Linked DNA regions of Mus musculus: regions 1 and 3 are each linked to region 2. A link is a loop called in an ENCODE intact Hi-C map of the cell type or tissue named here. Cell type or tissue: heart. All regions are shown on one strand. Links, peaks and the distances in the headings refer to the core of each region. The heading gives the core; the rest is flanking DNA.

What was found. A loop is a pair of places that touch in the nucleus more often than their neighbours do. Peaks named below come from ENCODE experiments on the same cell type or tissue, not always from the same donor. Only the 100,000 strongest peaks of a DNase experiment are listed, where the experiment ranks them.
Region 1: a loop joins it to region 2, with 5 times the contacts of the local background. A loop is called at or near these places in 18 of 42 quality-filtered maps.
Region 3: it touches region 2 in a loop (3-fold over the local background); 20 of 42 quality-filtered maps call a loop at or near these places.

Annotation. Positions count from the first base shown.
Region 1 is chr9:65,660,477-65,667,913 of GRCm38, forward strand. Rbpms2 (RNA binding protein with multiple splicing 2) reads left to right here. Exons shown (of 8, transcript NM_028030.3): 8 at 1-42. Among named protein-coding and RNA genes, the nearest start is that of Oaz2, 12 kb to the right of the region's middle. In heart, for the core only: CTCF peaks have their summits at 3,902 (motif pointing left) and 5,724 (motif pointing right); a DNase peak (open chromatin) is centred at 5,735; H3K27ac peaks cover 587 bases.
Region 2 is chr9:65,848,351-65,853,350 of GRCm38, forward strand. It overlaps Trip4 (thyroid hormone receptor interactor 4), which reads right to left. Exons shown (of 14, transcript NM_001357872.1): 11 at 4,476-4,600; 12 at 3,017-3,108. Among named protein-coding and RNA genes, the nearest start is that of Zfp609, 23 kb to the left of the region's middle. In heart, for the core only: a CTCF peak has its summit at 2,084 (motif pointing left); a DNase peak (open chromatin) is centred at 61.
Region 3 is chr9:65,692,208-65,699,644 of GRCm38, forward strand. Zfp609 (zinc finger protein 609) reads right to left here. Exons shown (of 10, transcript NM_172536.3): 7 at 5,287-5,462; 8 at 4,825-5,041; 9 at 3,936-4,014; 10 at 1-3,487. The coding sequence ends at 3,941. Among named protein-coding and RNA genes, the nearest start is that of Oaz2, 19 kb to the left of the region's middle. In heart, for the core only: a CTCF peak has its summit at 3,550 (motif pointing right); DNase peaks (open chromatin) are centred at 3,504, 4,364 and 5,364; H3K27ac peaks cover 471 bases.

The DNA.
Region 1 (7,437 bases), core at 944-5,943, 190 kb before region 2:
AATGTGAAACTGGATCATAAATGAAATGCAAAATAAAAACCTGAAGTGACTCTGCTCTGATTTTTGCTTCTACGATCCATGGGATGCAGGCTGCTGGGCTGAGGGTGACAACAGGGAGGCCAGAAACAGTCCTGGCCTGGTGGCAATCTGGGTGGGGACACCTCAGAGCTGCTATTGTTGCCTTCTGTAATAAGCTGAGGAGCCTGTCCCAAAGTGGAGAGTGACTGCACCAGGGTCTTCAGGTGCCCACCCTCCATCATCCCATCCTCTATGATGACTTTTCTCCTTGCTCCGGGAATTCTGAAGGCAGAGATCCTTAGTCCCTGCACCCAGTCAGGAGCCTGAGTGTGCCTTTATCTGCTCACCTTCACCCTTCCAACCCTGTGGTCTCTCAAGCCCCCTTGTACTGAAAAAGTGAAGTTGGTGTGCTAGGGTCTCTCTCCAGAGTCTGACCTTGGTGTACATCTACTGGCCTGTAGGGACAGAGGATCCACAAAACCTTGCCCCTGATGCATTAAACTAACCAGTGCTGTTAGCTGTGGACTGCAACTGATTCCTGGGAAGAAAGCAGAAGGTCTTTAAGGTTAGGTTGCACTGGGAACCTGGGGTTAGCATGGACGGGATTCTTGTGGCCGCCCTAACTCTACTGTGACGTGGTGTTTTAGTTTAATATTAGAAGTGGCTTGAAATCCTTCCCAGTTCCCCTAGAGGGAGAGTTTGCTTCTTTGTCCACTCTGATCCTGCAGGGCAGGGCCAATGACCAAAGCCTGCCTCCTACTGGTTTCCTCTGAGCAAAGTGGCCGTGGCTGGCTCCAGTTGAACCTTGATGACTGGCACCTCTTCTCCTGTGTGGCTTGGGTGTAGGCTGTTAACTGCTCATGTGTCAGGGGTGACGTGCATCTAGGTGCTAACTGAGCTGGGAGAGGGCCCAGACAAGTACAGGCTTTGGGGTAGCTTGTGGCAGGTGGGCAGGTTACCTGGAACCTAGAGGAAAACTCAGGAGGGGACATACCTGCACTTAATTCCAGGAAAGGAAGGAATTGGCTCTTTCTAGTGGTACCCCTCACTGCTATGTGATCTTGCCATGCAAGCAAGGGCCCTCCCAGCCTGCAGCTCCTTCGAGCATGGAGAAAAAGCTGTGTTTGGTGTTTGACAGTTCCCTCCTGGGGCCAAGTCATGGTCTGACCTACTTCAGCTGTGTCAAGATCCATTGGGTCTTCCCAAGGTGCTGAATTATTTAGTTGGGGCAGTTGGGTCTTCCTGAGAGGGACAGAGAAAGCTATTCCATAATTTAAAGGCCCCATGCCTGTGACTTCAGGGGAGGAGGGGTCTCTTTCACACTTCACTGAGCAGAGCCCAGGCCTTGGTCTGAGAGAGGAAGGGGAGGTGCTGCACCCTTTCCAGCTGGAGCTTTCCTGAGGCAGGGCCTCGGCAGAAAGACCTCGATGGACAGACAGCTGGACTTGGGTTGAGTTCACAAGCAGATCCACCCAAAAATCAAGGAGCTGCCTGGCAGGGGCATGGTAAAGCTGGACTCAGAAGCAACCTCATCCAGAGTGCACGTGCTATGCTGTTCAGGAAAGGCTAGCAGCAGGTGTGTCATGGGTTCTGTCAACCTGACACAAGCAGGATCATCTGGGAAGAGGGAATTGAGAAAAGCCTCTGTCATAGTGGTCTGTAGGCACATCTGGGACGTTTTCTTGACTGACTGATGTGGAAGGGGCCAACACACTAGGCAGTGGTCTTGGACTGTACAAAAAATCAGGCTAAGCACCCCCTTTAGACTCCTGCTTCAGTTCCTATCTCCAGATTGATTCCTGCCTTGGAACTTGTTATGTAGATCAGACTGGCCTCAAGCTCAGGGATTCCCCCTCTCTGTGCCTCCTGAGTGCTGGGATCAAGGTTGTGTGCCACCACCACCTAGCTGGGTTTCAGGATTCAAAAACGGGGTCCTGCATTCCTGTCCTGATGTGAAGTTTATTACAGGTACATATGAGAGGTGTGTCTTGTGATCACCATCAAAGTCCTTTGAAGCAAGAAATGTGTTTTCATCTACTTTTTATAGCTATGGGAACTGAAGGTAAAAGCTCCAACGGGAACTGACAAAAATGGTTCTAGCGGATAAAGCTGTTGGCTACCAAGCCTGACATCCTGAGCTTTCTCTCGGGGTCCACATGGGAGAACCAGTTCCTTCAGCTCGTGCCCAGACCTCCATATGTGCACAGTGCACACATCTTCAGACAGCATATCTTTTCAAAATCCCACAGAGGGAGATGACTCAATAGGCAAAGCACTTGTTTTGCAAGCAAGATGACCAGAGTTCAGATCCCCAGAGCCTGCATAAAAACTGTGGTCTGACTGTAACCCCAGGACTGAGGAGGGAAAAGGGGGATCCCAGGTAAGAGGCCTATCAGGAGGAACTGAACCTGCAAGCTCCAGGTTCAGCAAGAGACCTTGCCTCTTATAGTGCAGAAGACCCGGATTCTTTTCTCATTGTCCATACCAGAAGCTCACAGCTACTTGGAACTCCAGACTCCCCCCTGACTTCTTAGGCACCTACATGCACAAAGTACTCTTTTCTTTTTTGTTTTGTTGTTGTTGTTTTTGAGACAGGGTTTCTCTGTATAGCCCTGGCTGTCCTGGAACTCACTCTGTAGATCAGGCTGGCCTTGAACTCAGAAATCCGCCTGCCTCTGCCTCCGGAGTGCTGGGATTAAAGGCGTGCACCACCATGCCCGGCCACAAAATATTCTTATGTATACATAGGCACACATAATCTTTTTAAAAAAGTTTTGTATGTATTTGTGTTTTAAGGACGTGTTTCTGCAAACCATGTACATGACTGGTTACCTGCAGAAGTCAGAAAGGGTGTCAGGTTCCCTGGAACTCGAGTTGTGAGCCAGCGTGTGGGTGCTATGAATCAAACACAGGTCCTCTACACCAGCCCAGGCAGATAGACAGACAGACACACACACAACTCCAGTGAAGCCTGCACTTGGTGGAAGATGGAGAATAAGGTGTAGTTTCTGTTCCTTAGAATGGCATGTACAACGAGAGACCCAGATGGCTGAGCTGTTCAAGTGAGGAACACCCAGAAATGGGAAGAGTTAGGTGCAGGGTTGTCATTCTCCCTCCTGGTTTCCCAGGACAGGGTCACTTGAATCAGAGACTTCTCTGATGGGTCTGTTTCTATCTAAATTCAGATCCACATTCCTAGAATCTGCAACGTGTTTCCTGGAAATCAGCTCTGCTCAGGGAAGGAAGACTGGAGGAGATACTATTAGAGGGTTATGAGGTGCAAATGGGGAGCCAAGGCCTCTGCTAAGATTTCCTCAGTACTGCACTCTCTCGTGTGTGCTTGCATATACATTGCATACTGATGGCTGCAGTCAGCCCAACCTGGCTTTCAGGCGCTTCAGGACAGGATTTAGCTCTGTTCACTGGAGATGGCAGTACCTTCTTAGGAAACTTCAGGGTGATCCTACTCCAGCTGTTCTTGCCTGTGTTTGTAGGTGTGGTATACTCTGACCCCAGGAAGCTCTATTTAATTTATTAGGGTTTTTGTTGTTATGTTTTGTTTTTTTTTTTTTTTTTTTTGGTCACGGTTTTTGTTTGAGACAGTTTCACATAAGCCCAGGATAACCTTGAATTTGCTATGTAACTGTAGATGACCTTGGCCCCTGACTCTCCTGCATCCTGGTACTAAGCTTGCAGCCATGCCTATCTCTTATCCTCCTCCTGCCTCTATCCTAAGCCCACGTGTCTTTGTTGCATCCTGTCTCTAAGTCTCCAGCCCTTGGTCTTTCCCTGGTGGAGGGAAGGTGAGGTTACTTTGTTCCCTTCACTTTACCTTGAAGGTGATGGCTGAGGCGCCATCTAGACCACGAGGCTGGGGTGCCCTCTTCTGGTGAAAGAGCTCAAAGCCATTTGATTGCTTTCCTTCCAGGACAGACTTGGACTATCTGGACCCCTGCTCCAAAGCTCTCAGTTGAGAAATCACTCACAAACATGGACCACTTCCTGGATATGTGCATGCTTTGCATTCTAGACAGCTACATAAACTACTGATCCTGTGGACACAACTGTGTTAGACCCCACGATATCTGATTCATTCAGCAGTCTCGGCTCACGGGTAGAGGCGCTTCAGCTCTAAGAAGCAGAGAGACATGTCCAAGTCCAAGTGCATTCAGATATACAGAGCTGATAGAAAATCCAGGTGTTGGGGGTTAGAGAGATGGCTCAGTGGTTAAGAGCACTGATTGCTCTTCCAAAGGACCCAGCTTCAATTCTCAGCATCCACATGGCAGCTCACAACTGTCTGTCACTCCAGTTCCAGGGAACCTGACACCTTCACACAGGCATACATGCAGGCAAAACACCAATGTACATAAATTAAAATAAATCATTTAAAATTCAGGTGTCACAGATCGGGTTGGGTGAGATATGTCAGCTTATGCCTGTAATCCCATCACTTGGGATGCAAAAGCATAGGGATCGTTGCAAGTTCAAGGCGACCTGGTTGACATTGTTAGTATCAGGCCATGTGGGTAACATTCTACCTCACTGACGAAATGCCTGGACATCGTTAGTAATGACTGGTCATTTGCCTTCTAACCATAGCTGATATTCCCAGAGTTTATATTTTCTTGTATCTGGTAGACTTTTTGCCTGCCTGAATGACAGAAGTAGACCCCTCTGGTAACTAAAACTTGGAATGTCCCCTGCCAGCCTCCCCAGTGCCACTTTGCATTCTATGCAGTGGCACCTCACAGTGCCACTAGGTGTTGTTAATTTCACCTTTGCAAACATTCCTGGGTTACTGCCTGGGAGAGTCCAGCACACTTGGTAGTATCTGACACATGGCAGCTAACTGGCTACTTCACTTCTGAGACCTTGTTTAGGCAAGCCTTCTCCCATCTGGCCATGTGTCCTCGGGGGAATATGACTTCTCTGAGAGTCCCCACCCAGTGAAAACAGTGGGAACTTTCTGAAGGCACAATGAAATGCCCGAGGCACTAACGTTCATGTTCCTGATGTTTTCGGTGGTGAGCTATGATAGAGGAGCTGTTCTGAGCCAGATGCTGGGTGTCTGGGTGTTTCCCAGGACAGATTTGCGCCACCCTGTTCTTCATGAAGTTCTAGGCTTGGCCAAGAGTTGCACTCACCGGGCCTGTAGGGGCCAGAGAGGGAGGCAGTCCTAACTGGAGGGCAGGACCCATGCTGAGCTGTTCTCAGGCCCTCCTGCTCAGGAGGGTGGGGCCCATGCAGCTTAATATTTTTCTATAGAAAGACAGTCAGAATTTAATGTGAAAATTCCTAATCTGTTGGTAACTAATCAAACAAACAGAAACTAACAAAACAAAAATCCATGAAAGCAAGCTGGCCATATGGCACATGCCTGAATCCCAGTGCTTGGGAAGCAGAGACAGGCGGGTCTTTGAGTTTGAGACCAGCCTGGTCTATAGAACGAGTTCTAGGATAGCCAGGGCTACGCAGAGAAGCCCTGTCTCAAAAAGATAAACACCTGAAAGCCGTTCTGCGGGTTACACTATGCTTGTTGCTCTTTTAGGTTTTAGTCTGTGCAGTGAAGTCTGTGGACAAAGATCTGCCTTCAAGTGCTCAGTCTGTGTGTGACAGCCCCCCGTCCGTCCACAGTAACTGTTCATAGCTGGCAGAGGGCCATTCGCAAAGGCTGCTTTATCTAGGCATCTCACCTTTACCCGCTGGATGGCCACCAGGGGGCAGAGGCAGAATGCTGGATACGATTTGTTATTTATAGTGTGTGTATATTTGCTTTGTGTCCTGTTTTTTAGAGACTGGGGTGGGGTAGTTGAGATAGGATTTCACAAGGCTCAGGTCATCCTTGAACTCTCTGTGTAACTGAGCATGACCTTGAACTCCTGATCCCCTTGCCTTCCTATCAGTGCTAAGACTGGAGGCCTGTACCACAGTGCCCTTTAAAGAATTGTACTATTGGACCAGGCTTGATGGCACACACTTTTAACCCAGGGTTTGAAAGGCAGAGTTTGAGGCCACCCTGGTCTATGTGGTGAGTTCCAGGACAACCAGGGCTCTTTGGAGACACTGTCTCATGGGGGGAAATTTGTATTTCTATCATTATTATTATTATTATTTATTTATTTATTTATTTATTTATTATATGTAAGTACACTGTAGTTGTCTTCAGATACACCAGAAGAGGGCATCAGATCTCATTACGGGTGGTTGTGAGCCACCATGTGGTTGCTGGGATTTGAACTTTGGACCTTCGGAAGAGCAGTCGGGTGCTCTTACCCACTGAGCCATCTCACCAGCCCCCATTATTATTTTTTTAATGTTGGCCAGGAACTCAAGGCCATCTCTATTTAGCCTCTCAAATGCTGGGATTACAGGTGTGCACCAACACATGTGGTTTGGATGGGTTTGTGATTAAAAAAAAAAACATGTAGGGTGCATATACTGCAAGTGGTTGAAAGACTAGGATGGCGAAGCTGCGCACAATTGTGTATGCTTAGAGCGGAGAGAAGGGCTACAGGGGACTTGGTATAGGACAGAGAATAGGCATTCTTCCCAGAAGAAGCATGTATAGAGGACAAAGCAGGGCATGATGGGAACTGTCAGTAGACCAGATCATCAACAAATTTGGAATGAACTGGGGAATAAGCTAGAGATACATCGCCAGGTCAGGTCTAGGCTCAGGCATTTCAGATTTTTTGGGTATTTTTTGGTTTTTTGAGACAGGGTTTCTCTGTATAGCCCTGACTGTCCTGGAACTCATTTTGTAGACCAGACTGGCCTCGAACTCAGAAATCCGCCTGTCTCTGCCTCCGGAGTGCTGGGATTAAAGGCGTGCACCACCACGCCCGGCCAGATTTTTTTTTTAATTTATTATTTTTACGAGTATTTTGCCTGCATGTATGTATGTGTGTGTACACACAGAAAAGAACATCAGATCTGGAGTTGGAGTTAGAGACAGCTGTGAGCTATTGTGTAGGTGTTAGGAATTGAACCCTGGTCTTCCGCAAAAGTAACATATGTTCTTAACCACTGAGCCAGCCTTTAGCTTATTTGAATATGCAAGTTATGCATGGGTGTAATCTCATAAAAACTAAAGCTTTAACAAAAACAAAACAAAACAAAAAAAAAACGAAAAAAACATCTAAAGTTTTATCACAGGTTTAGGCCCATCACCAAAGTCTCAAAGATGACACAGCTGCAGCCGTCTGCTCAAGGCAACTCAGCTAAGGAGTTGCAGCTTGGAGCTGGGGGCACTGCTAGACCTTTACTCTGAATCCTCTGTGCCTTGCAACTGGGATTTCTCACTGAGAACATGAGAACGGTGCTGCTGCATTGTCAGGCTGGTGAGAAGCAGTTGCCCACTGGAAGCTGGGACCGAGGCACAGCCATGCGTGTTTACAGGCTATGTTGTCTACCAAC
Region 2 (5,000 bases), core at 1-5,000:
GCATTGTTGCAGTCAACATCCTCCCTGCTGCTCTGGAGCTCTTACATCTGCTGCTGGCAGATAAAATGCTGGCAAACAGCAGGGGCTCCTTCCAGGGGAATACAGGAGAAGGAGAAGCTCAGAAAGGATGGCTCTCATCTACCTAGCTCCCCTCAGCATGCAGCCCTTTCTCTGCACTTCTTCCCTGTCTAGGTTCATCCCCTGACATTAGTCAGAGGAGGGTTGAGGGTCTAGTGGGATTTTTTTTTTTTTCTGGCAGAAATTAGACATGCGGCTAAACTGGCTTTAAAGGATAAAAGGAAGACAAGTTCTTACGCCTGTTCAGCACATACTTTTCAAAGGACACTTAACAATGTCATGAACTTGATTTTACTTTTTTGGGGGGTGGGGGAGCGTTTACAAGACAAGGTTTCTCTGTGTACCCCTAGCTGTCCTGGAACTTGATCTGTAGAGCAGGCTGGTCTCAAACTCAGAGATCCACCCGCCTTGGTGTCTCAAGTACTGGGATTAAACGTGCGTACCTTCACTGCATGGTGATTATTATAACTATGGAATAAATCCTTTTGTTCTTATTCTTTTAAATATTTATTCAGGTATTTTATGTGTTGTGTGTGCTCTGCATTGTATGCCTGCATGCCAGAAAAGGGTATCAGATCCTATTACAGATGGTTGTGAGCCACCATGTGGGTGCTGGAACTTGAACTCAGGGTCTCTGAAAGAGCAGCCAGCGCTCTTAACCACTGAGCCATCTCTCCAGCCCTCTGCTCTTAAAGAGAACTAACTGGTCAATCTAGTACATTTTAATTTATTAAAGACAGGGCAAGAATGTGAGGTCAGAAATAAATTACCCAGTTTCTTTGGGGAAGGAAAATGTTAGCAACAACAGAATGCTGAAGGAGAATGTGGTCCAAGTCACATAGGAAATTAGTGTCAGCTAAAAAAAAGGGTTGGTAGCTCCATGGTTTTTCAAGGAAAATGAACTTCAGCTAGTTGATAAGAATAGATACTGAAGATATGGGGCAGACACTGTTTCCTGGATGGTTCTTTCTCAATAAACTGAACTTACAAAGGATAAAGGAAAGCCTGGCATGTACATTCTAAATTGTGCATGCCAGGGCTACAGGTCTGTAGTATGTAAACAGGCAGTGGATGTGTGTAGAAGGGGAGAGGGAAGTAACTCAGTGGTAGAACATTTGCACAAAGTCCTGGGTTTGATTACTAATACGTTTCAGGGAGAAAAATGTTTAGGAACACTGTACCCTATTATCTGTTTCTTGGAGAGCCTTAATTGATACTTGCATATTAAAGGCTCTGATAAACTCTATGGAAAACAAATCTGTTTAACCCAAAGATGTCTCCCAGATGTGCACTAACTTTAGGGAACACCTACATGAAGTACTTTGTGAAATCCTAGGGATAGGAAGTTTTCCCCCCAATACCAAGAATTAGGCTAGGAGGGGTAGAGCACTTGCCAAGAATGAGCAAGGCCCCAGGTTTAGTCAACAGTACCATGTAGTGAGAATTTTGATTTCTTTAAAAAAAAAAAAAAAGTTTTCATTTTAACCCCAGGTGCAGGATATGAGCTGCTTCAGCCTGTCCACAGCAGCCTGTCCACAGCAGCCTGTCCACAGAGCTGACTATGTTTTGCCTCGGGCTCTAGCAAGAGTGTGATTTCACTAGCTATAGATAGTTTCTGCAATTGTTTCAGGACAGCCAGAGCTACATAGTAAGATCTTGTCTTGAAAAAGAAAGAAAGCCCAAGATATTTAGGAGACTGGGAGAGCTCTGTGTTGGAGAGTCTGATTAGAATGCAGGGAGCCCAGGGTTTATTCAGCACAGCAAGGGAAATGTCCAGACAAACAAATTTACTGAGCAAAAATAAGTTGCATGCACAGAAGTAGAAGCCCTAGTGCTTAAATTAACTGCTCAAAGAAAAGGAAAACAATACTGTCTATAAGACTTTTTCTGCTTTAAGGACGAATTTGGCTGTTTTGGAATTCCTGCCTGTCTGAGCCCAAACATACTCTACATTTGAGGCATTTGCTAATGAAATTAAAGTTCTTTAGTGCCCTCTACTGTTTAAAAGTATGTTTTGAATCATGTCAATTTAATGTTTAGCACTTTAAAAAAATGTTTATTTATATATATATGTTCATTTATACACACATACCTTCCAACATGGCTCAAATCAAACTAAGTTCACACATACTGTCTATTGAGTTCAATGGTCTGGAAGAAATGCTTCAGAATAAGCCAAAACGGAGAGAGTATCCATGCCCAATACCCAATCAAAATAATATTTTAGGGTCTCTTCATTTCAAAAAGGAAATATATTTGTTTTGCTTTTTGTTTTGTTTTGTTTTGTTTGAGAAAGGGCCTCACTAGTAGCCCTGGCTGATCTGGAACTTACTATGAAGAACAGGCTGGCCTCTAACTGACAGAAATCTACCTGCCTCTGCCTCCAGGTATGTACCATCAGGCCCAACCTAAAAGAACTTACACTTCCTTTCCTGGACTTCAATGGCAGCTTTTTTCCCCAGAAATGGATATGTGTTGCTTCTCTATACACTGGAAGCCAAGCCATCTCTAAGTACTTCTGTTTCTGACCTAATCCTATTCTTTCTCGATTTTACATGTGTTAAAATATTTCCCTGGAGCGGGGGTTGAGGGTGGGGGGATGGTGGGGTGGTGGTTACATGCCTGAAATCTCAGCACTCAAGAGTCAGAGACAAGAGGATAATCAAGAACCCAAGAGCTGTACATACGTTCCAGTTCAGTCTGGGGCATGGCTGAAATCAAAACACTGCAGGGTTCAGTACAACACTCTCCCCTGGAAGGCAGAGGACGTAGGGTTTTAAATCTGAAGCCAGCCTGAGTTATGCCGGGGGGAGGGTGTGTGTCAGTCCTTTCTTCTCATGTTTAAATTACTAGAACCTTACTGTCTTCAGTCTGTTAAGAGGATCTAGAGCCTGTTAAAACAGCCAGCATCTGCCCACAAGAAGAACTCAATACTCACCTGCTCCTGAAATTGTTTCTGGGACAAGCAATCAATAAGGTCCACACAGCCCAGAAGACAACCCGACGGATAGTCATTTGGAAACTCCACATCTAAACAGAAAACAACAAAAGGACTGGATAAATCTCTTCTCTGTGACCCTGAAACTCAGGAATCTGCTTTCAATTCTGAACACGTAACATTTTCCATCATCTATTTGTAGAACCAAAGGAAACCAGGGAAGTTTTTATATGGCACAAATGCTTGTATTTTAATGAGAACCTAACAAATGACTAGCTTAGTTTACTATCCACATGCTAAACTTGGTAGCTTTTACTATTAAAACAAAAACCAAAAAACCGTTCATTTACCATCAGGTTCAAGGAATCTACAAGTTAATTCTGAACAAATTAATTCTAATGTTCTCACAACTGGATCAGATTAGAATCTGGTGGTGTGATGGTTAGCTTTAACTCTCAACACAACCTACAATCATGGAGGAAGAGTCTCAATGAGAAAGAGATCTTCAACATCAGGTTGGCCTGTGGGAATGTGTGGTGTGGTGTGGGGTGGGTGGTTCATAAACTAACTGATGTAGGAAGCCCCAGCCCACTGCAAGCAGCTCTGTTCTAAAAAGAGTGCTGAGGTGTGTGAGAGTGGAGATGAGGGACAGGCCGTGGAGCGTGGTTATGTGTTCCTGACTGGATGTGATGACTGACAGGAGCACTTACTTCAAGTTCCTGCCACTGTGACTTCCCTGAAGCAATGGACTGAAACCTGGAACTGTGAGCTAAAGCAAACTCTCTCCTCTAAGTTGAGTTAGGTTAGTGAATTTTATCATAGCCAAAGAATAAAACTAGAACAAGAGATACAGTGTTTTAAGGAAAATAATTAACATTTACAAAATTTAAATAATGATTGGTTGCTGTTTGGTTTGAGAAATCCTCCTTTTCATTTTCTAATTTCTTATTGTATTATTTTTTGACACAGGGTCTCACTATGTAGTAAAGGCTAGGCTGGAACTCATGAGGGAGGGTCAGGTGGGCCTCAAACTTAGAGAAATCTACTTGCTTCAGTCTCCCAAGGGCTGGGATTAAAGGTATGTCCCACTACACTAGGCATTGCGTTTTTAGTGAAATTAATGCTTTTGAATAGCTGTCTAGGATTTGTTACTCAACAGACAAAGAAGCTGAGGGTGGTGGTTTATTCCTTTTATCCTATCACTTGGGAGGCTGAAACGGAAAAAACCTGCCTTGAGTTTGAGGTTAGCCTCAACTACATAGTGAGTTCCAGGGTAGCTGTGCTATACTAAGAGACCCTGTCTCAAACTCAAACTAATAAACAAATGTGAGGTTCAAAAGTCTATATAACACAAGAAAAAAAAAAAAAACAAAAACAAATACAAAGGAAGAAGGAAATAGAAGTGAACATTAAGGACTTCTCTCCACAAATCAAGCTGGAGCATATATGTGGCTGTTACCTTTCCCACGAAGAAGACGATAGGTAGCCTGGAGTTCTGAGACTTCCTGAGGGGAAGGTCTTTTGCCCGTGGCTGCTATCCAAAGTCTTCCTCTGTGAGGAGTATACCAGGATCTGCCCTCCACCCTTAAACAAAATCAAATTCCATGGGAGAGATCTAAACTCTAATTTCCTTGAAGATTTCCTAATAGATTACAATTCTGCAGCAAATTATCCAACTGGATCAAGAGACCTGAAGAAGACACCTCAGCGACACCCTTCCCTTAGCTGACCTGAACCCTCCCATTCTCTTTCCTGTTGTCACCACCACCAGTCATTTCTCTCAACTCCTACTGGCCACCAGATCTCTGTAACTCAAACAGGGAACTGTCACTTGTCTTGGGACTTCTATAATTTACATTTATAATTAAGTTGTTGCATGTATTTGTAGGAAGGGCACATATGAGGCATGGCATTTCTAGAAAGGCTAGAATATAACTGGCAGGAGTTGCTTATGTTGTCAGGGGCCTGGTGTGGTGGCACACAC
Region 3 (7,437 bases), core at 1,366-6,365, 150 kb before region 2:
ACAGGGCAGGTGGGCACACTGGGTTCAACAGCTTGCTGTCAGCCAGGAAAGGGGAAGCTGAGGGTGGGTATGGAGCAGGGCTAGAGAAAAGACAGGGAAGCTGAGGGGGGAACAGAACAGCTAGGGGAGGAGGCAGCAGCTCAGCAGCAAACTCCAGGAGAAATAACCAGCAGCCCTCACAGATTTGTGATTGTCTCTTAAAAAGATTTATTTTCTCTTCTTGCCTGAATGTACAAAGGCAAAAAGAGTACAGTTTGTATATATATATATTTATATATATATATATAAAAAAACAAGGAACTTGGTAATGTACACTTTACAGAAGGGAAGAATCAGGAAGACTGAAATTAAATTCAACAGAGCAACGCCAATGGAACAAAAGCTATGAACAGCAACACTGTCCCTCCAGCCCGAGCCTCCAGCTTGCCCCAACCTGCTCCCAGTGGGAGGGCTGAGCACCAAGGCAAGCGGGTGGGCTGGGGCAGGAGGGGCTAGGGATAAGGCCTGGGAGGGGCCCATGGCAGGGAATCACTGGAAAGTTTCCTTGGAAACTAGTAATAAATGACAAAGGCCCAGAATAATGGGCCAGCTAGCTGCCCAGCTGAATCTTGGGGGCCATCAGAGTACACAGATAAGGTATATGGGGTAAGTGATGAGGCCTCAAATCTATATCCAATTCTCTAGCCCTTCTGCAGAACTAACTCCCTTAAACTAAGTCCCCCCCACCCCACCCTGGAGCCTGGAGAGAAGGTGCATGAAAGGATCATTTCACAGGGTACCCTCTTACCCTTCTATGTTTCTTTGACCTTGAGATGTGTGGAGAGAGTAGGCTTAGTGGAGACTACATGTACAAGTATAAGATGGGGAAATGAGGAAGTAGATGTGAGTCCTAAGCAGCAGCTGGCAAGCGGTAGCTGCCCTTCCTCAGGGTGAGGCCCCTACTTCCTATAGCTTCTCTTCCACATGAGTCCCTGGAGATCATTAAGAGCAAGAGCATGGGCAGGGTGGCTTAGTGAGAGGCTTGGTTTGGTGGTCTGCACCAGATCCTGTCTTTCTGACTAGGTGTGGAGGTGGACAGTTTTGAAGCACTAGTCAGGAGTTTCCACAGCTGGAGCTGTAGTGTATGTAATACTACTTCAGAGCGGGAAGACCGGACTCAGACTAGGGACCAGGAGGGAGGAGCTGAGAACACAGGGTCATTTTTCTACTGCTAATCTCGTTTCAGAGCAGCACCTGTTTTTCAAGGGGCACTTGGGTAGAGGGAACAAAAAGCTGACTTGTTTCTAACGGGAAGAGGGGAGAGAGACAGACAGAGGGAGGGAAGGGAAGGGGAGAGGGGAGAGAGAGAAAGCTGTTCCTTCTGCAGAATCTAAGGCTGTCTTGCAAATACAGACACACCTCTGTTATAAAATGAAAAAAGTGGAAAGGGCAGGAATGTGGGCCATGCCTACCCAGTGAAAAACAAAATTGCTCCAATGTTTTTTTTTTTACAATATGTACAAAGCACACTGCAAACCAGTGCCACAGATACATACAAAACACAATATTTAAAAAAAACAGGAACAGATGGGAGCATGGCTCTACTCACTAGTCTTGTGGGGAGAAGCATAATTAGGCGACAGTCACTTTCTTAGTAAGGGTAATGGGTTAGATAAGATGTTATCTCCAACATCTACCTCCACGAATGAAAGGGGGTCACTACCCAGACTCCTGCTGGGGCAGCATGTGGCAGAGGGGACAATGGTGGCGAGGAGGCTGTTTAGACAAAAGGATTTTCCCAAGTGCCCAGAACCCAACTCAAAAAAAAAAAACAAGGACTTGGAAACAGGAAAGGTTTGGAGGTCAGAGATGCTAACTACCAAAGCCTGATTATATACATGGAGGGTTCATGAGTTCTCGGGAGCTAGCTTCTCTTGGGCTTTGTGCTTAATGTCTCCCACCACCCCACTTTCCCAAAGAAGTTAGAGCCACCTACCTTCCTGCTCTCAAACTGTCACTTTTGACATTCTTGTTTCAAGCTCCCGATTAGCCTAAGCTGGTATCTGTGCATCTTTCTCTCTCTCTTGCAGTCCAAAGGGCAAAAACAGGAGGAAAGGGCTTCAAAGGGATGGTACCCTGCAATAGCAAAGACCTAAAAAACATCCCACATGCTGGGAAGACGTGACTCCAACAAAGCTAGGTCATCACTTTTTCCTAACATGACTTTGTAGCTCAGGAGAACAGAGAAATGCCTGCCACCTCAAAGCCTTATCCACTGTGTCCACTCTGACTTGGGCATATAATGCTTGGATATGCTGTTTTAGGGTCTAAGGAGCAAATCATCTCCCCTTGGCCAGTGGCCCCTAAAACATAAACGTGTGTTATAAAGACACTCCTCATATTGGCACGTACGGAGTTACAGAGTGAACTGTATAAAATCATGTACCTGTAGACAGAGGAACTGGGATGGATATATTTGTGACCCTAAATGAGGATACTCAGATAACTGAATGTCTCCAAGAACAGCCTGCCTTCTGGTTGCTGCTCTAAAGTGATGTGGCAGGCTCCAAGGTTACCCATGCTGGGAGGAAGTCTATTAATACTGCCTGAGTTGTAGAAGCCAAGCAGTAGAAGTGAGGTCAGTATGGGGAATCCCCCCTGGGAAAGGCACCAAGGGGTTAAAAAAGAAAGAGAAAGGACAAGGAGTTGGGGGATCTGGAAAGCAGCAGGAATTTTGGTGAGGAAGCAGGTTCAGTTTCACAGACTCCACTTATGTTCCAGTTCCTCCCAGCATCCCCAGGGAGCCTGTGCTGGTGCTAGAACCCCTGTCTTCCACCTGACAGGAGCACAAGACTCTGGTGGGGCAAGTGCCTTACTCTCCCCTTTACAGGTTAGGCTCTGAGCATTTATCTGTGCTCACATCAGAGGGGGATGTCTCCACACTTGAAGACCTTGTCTTCGCAATTACAGAGGAAACAGCTCCCTACTTCTTTCCTGAGATTCTAATTTCTCCACGTGCTGCCAGTTCCCAGGGCCCAAACCACTGAGGAGATGTGGAATCTTGTTTATGGTGGTAATGACAGTGAGGGGTATGGCTGCTGTGCTGTCTTCAGACTTTATCCCGTGCTTGGGGTCCCTCCCAGGTGTGTGTTGCTGCTCTGGCAGCAGACCAGGGGCTAAGGTAACAGAGCAGTCATTTCTCTGGGATGAGGCTGTGTTCTCTCAGTTGCTCCTATGCCTTCATCTCCATAGATGACCACAACAAAACTGTGGCTGAGAGAATAAATATTTTTGCAAAGTACCAGTTCTCCAGCTCCTGAGGAAGAGGGAGGGTCGGGGGTCGGAGGGTCTAGTGGAGGTGAGGCAGCCAAGGGTCTGCCTTCAGTCACGGTCGGAATGGCAAACAGGATGATCAACACCGTAACTGATGGTAAGATGGCACCTCCAGCATCACCTCGAATGAGCCAGTCTGGCCCATGAAGCTGACTTCATCTGGGCACTTGGTGTTCTGCGAAGGAAACACACAGATAAAACAGCTAATTGTGGTCTGCTGGTATCACAACCACAAGATGGTGCTCTAAGAAAATGAACTGGGGCTGGCAAATGGTTAGTGAGTAAGGGTGCTTGCTGCCAAGCATGAGATGAATTCCATCATCCACAGTTCGAAGAGGGAACTCCCTGTAAATTGTTCTTTGAGCTCTGCTCACAAGCACTACCCTTCACAGCAAAGTTAAAAACAACCCAAAAAGAACTGCAGCACCAGCTGGTGCTGGTCCTCCGCAGGCCTTCAAATGCACATAGCTTCACAAGAGGCTGCTGTCACAGGCCTGGCCAACAGTCTCCCTTTTCCAGATTACTGACATCACATAGTTAACCCTCACTTGCAGAGATTCTGTGGATCCAAGTAGCAGCTACCCCTGTTAATCTGTCACTGCAAATTAACAAAATCTACTTACCATTCTCACCTCCGGGGGGGTGGGTAGAGTGAGGGAGTTGAGCCTTGCTGGCTGGCAACAATGGCTGTAGAAGAAAGCCCTAGGCAAGCAGAGAACATATTAATATAGCACTCAGGAAGTCACCCTTCACAAGTTGGCTCGCTGTGAGGAGCTTCCCCTTAAATTTCCCTACCTAGTGCCATTGGATTTTTGGGGTACCAACAGCTTGTTTCTCTCTAGTGGTTCCTTACTCTGATGAATAATGAGAGCTCCCAAGCTCCAGGGAAGAAATAAGTCCCAGCCTAAAGCAAGGTACTTTAGGACTCAGCAGAGAGACAGGATCTCTGGATGTGTGTGTTGTACATGTGTGGAGGTCATAGGACAACTGAGTGTCATTCTTAAAGTGCCTTCTGTCTTTTGTTTGAGACAAGGCCTTTCACTGGCTTGGAACTTTGCCAAGTAGGCTAGGCTGGCTGGCCAGTGAGCTCCAGGGATCTGCCTGTTTTCCTCCCACCTGATCACTGTAGTTACAAGCACACACCACCACATCTGTCTTATCACATGGATTTTGAGGACTAAATTCAGGTCCTCTGTTTATAAGGCAAGTGCTTCACTAAGTCTTCTTCCCATTCCACCTTGAATTTATTTTTATATTACTGCTTCAACCTGAGTGCTGGGAATCTCAGATTAGAAATCTGGGGGTACCCAGCACTTGGGAGGCAGAGGCAGGCGGATTTCTGAGTTCGAGGCCAGCCTGGTCTACAAAGTGAGTTCCAGGACAGCCAGGGCTACACAGAGAAACCCTGTCTCGAAAAACCAAAATCTGGGGGTGAAAGATTCTTTGAGGGCAGGGGCCTTGTTACAGGCAGTACTACTGAAATGGAAACAAAGCTGGAGGAAAGAGCCTTACCTGCGGCATAGGGTAGGTTGTACTGTGCTGGGAGCAAGGAATAGCCCAAGTGGTGGTGGTGGTGGTGTGTGGACATCAGGCGCTGGGAAGGGGATGTGCGGGGCCGGTCGGCACTCCTGTCAGTACCTCCTGCTCCCGCAACACTGCCACAGCTGCCACCACCCCCAACCACCCCACAGCCTCCTCGATCTCTCTCCTGAGAATTTTTATCACTTATCTGGAAAGGAAAGGAGACATATCAAGACACTATAATGAGATATATACACACTAGTGATCTAACCAGTGTCCTATATTATGACTCTAAAACTGCAGGGTATCTACAAATAGAGGGAGTGCCCTTATGAGGCTGGTATCAAGTCACCCAAGTAGCATCTTGTCAGGGCCTGCACTTGCCCACTCCTCCCATGCTGTGGCTTCTACTCCGTGGTCTTTGGACAAGGACCTGGGCTGTCCTCCACTTACCGTGGGAGACTTGCTCTTGTAGTGACTGGCATGTTGCTGCAAGATGTCCAGGGCTTTGGACTCTGAGCTGGCTTTACAGCTCACACTGGGGCTGGCACGGGCCTTGTCAGCGTCCTCGCCACCTGAGACCTTGCTGCCATACGGGGAGAAAGAATAGCTGGAAGGCAAATAGGAACCTAGGAAAGGGGAAATCAAGCAGTCAGAGGAAATGAAGGCAGAAGAGACTGCTCTAGTGAAGGGTCAGGTGGCATCAGCTCGCCTAAGCAGTCCCAGACACTTTTAACCACAGCTCCTGGCTTCCTCCTCTTTTAACAAGCTAAGAACAGGTGAAGGGATAGCATATAGCACTCGGTTTACCAAAGCTGACTTCTCAGTTCTCCTGAGTTATCTCAGAGTCCTATGATAAAGTGGAAAGATCCAAGGAGTTAAAGTCAGACAGCCTTGGGCTGCATAACTGTAAATGAAGTGACAGCCTTTTGAGTTTCAGTTTATTATCAAAATGAAGATATTAGCAGGCATGACAGTACAGCCATAATCCCAACACAGGTGGTTGGGACAGAATTCTGCACTCAGTGTCAGCCTAGACTACATGAGATCCTGTTCTCCAAAACAAGGGCTGGTGAGATGGCTCATGGGTAAAAGGACTTGCTGCCAGGCCTGATGACCTGAGTTTGATCCCAGCACTCAGGCTAGAAGCAGGCAGACCTAGGTGAAGTTGAAGCCAGTTTCATCTATTCCAGGCCAGCCAGGATTACATAATGAAACCATGTTTTAATTGGAAAAGAAAAAGGGGTGGTGGTGGTGGTAGGCCAGGTGTGGGAGTACACACCTTCAATTCCAGTACTGGAGAGGCAGAGGCAGGCAGATTACTGAGTCAAGACCAGCTTGGTCTACATGATGAGTTCTGAGACAGCCAGGACTGTTTCAAAAAAGGGTGGTGGTCCTGGAGAGATGGCTCAGTATCTGGTAAGAGTACTTATTGTTCTTCCAGAGAACCTGTGTTCAATTCTCAGCACCCACATCAGGTGGCTGACTGTAACCCCAGCTCCAGCGGAGCTGATGTTCTCTGTAAACACTGTGATTACATGCATTTTTTCCTTCTCCCTCTCTTGCCCCTCACATACACACATTTATAAACAAATCTAAAAAATAAGCAAAAGATACTAGTACAAAAAGAACAGGAGCATATATAATGCTCTAATCCAGGACTAGGGAGGCAACAGTAAGAGGATTGTTTCAAGGAAGGTAGCCTGAATACAGTAAATTCTAGCATAGAATTTACAGAATCTAGTTCCAGCAAAGTCTTTTCCCAAACAAGCAACAGGAAGATAGGTGCACACACACCTGTAGTGTTAGCTGAGGCAGGAAGATGAGATGAAGGTCAGCCTGGGCTTAGATGGCCAGACTATGTCTCAGAAACTGAAGCTGGGCTGGAGAGACACATCAGTGGTTAAGAACACTTGCCTCCATTGCAAAGGACCCAGATTTCATGTCTAGCACCTCCATGGTGGCTCCACCTTTCCTGGCTTTCCTGGGTATCATGCATGCACATGGTGCACATAAATACATTCAGGTAAACATTCACACAAACATACGCAACCATGCTTGCATACAAGCACGAGGATCAAAGCTCAGATCACCAGGGCCTACAGAAAAGGCCAGGTCAAAGTGCTCATAGTTCTACAAGTGTGAGGGTACAGACAGCAAAACCCCTGGAACTCGTGGCAAGTCAGTCTAGAATAATTGAGTTTTAGGTTCAGTGAGAGACCCTGTTTAAAAAAATAAATCATGGAAGAAGATAAATGACATTGACCTCTGACCTACACACAACATGCAAATGCATAGAAACACAAGCTGGGTGTGGTGGCTATGCTTATAATTCCAGCACTTGCGAGCAGAGCCAAGAAAAAGGAGGAAAGCTGGTTAATTATAGGCTAACAAACAAGGGCTCCATAATATGACTGTCTCAACAATGAAGACAGAACAACAGGGAAAAATGCATAAATCATTTAAGACAGTGCATGGCCCAGAGACAAGCCTCAGCGGATGGAGCTTTATTTGTATATAGGTGGTAGGCACACTGTGAGGGTGAGATGATCTCCGTATCTGTTTGAAAAGCTTACTTGTATTCAGAATTTATCCCATCATAAT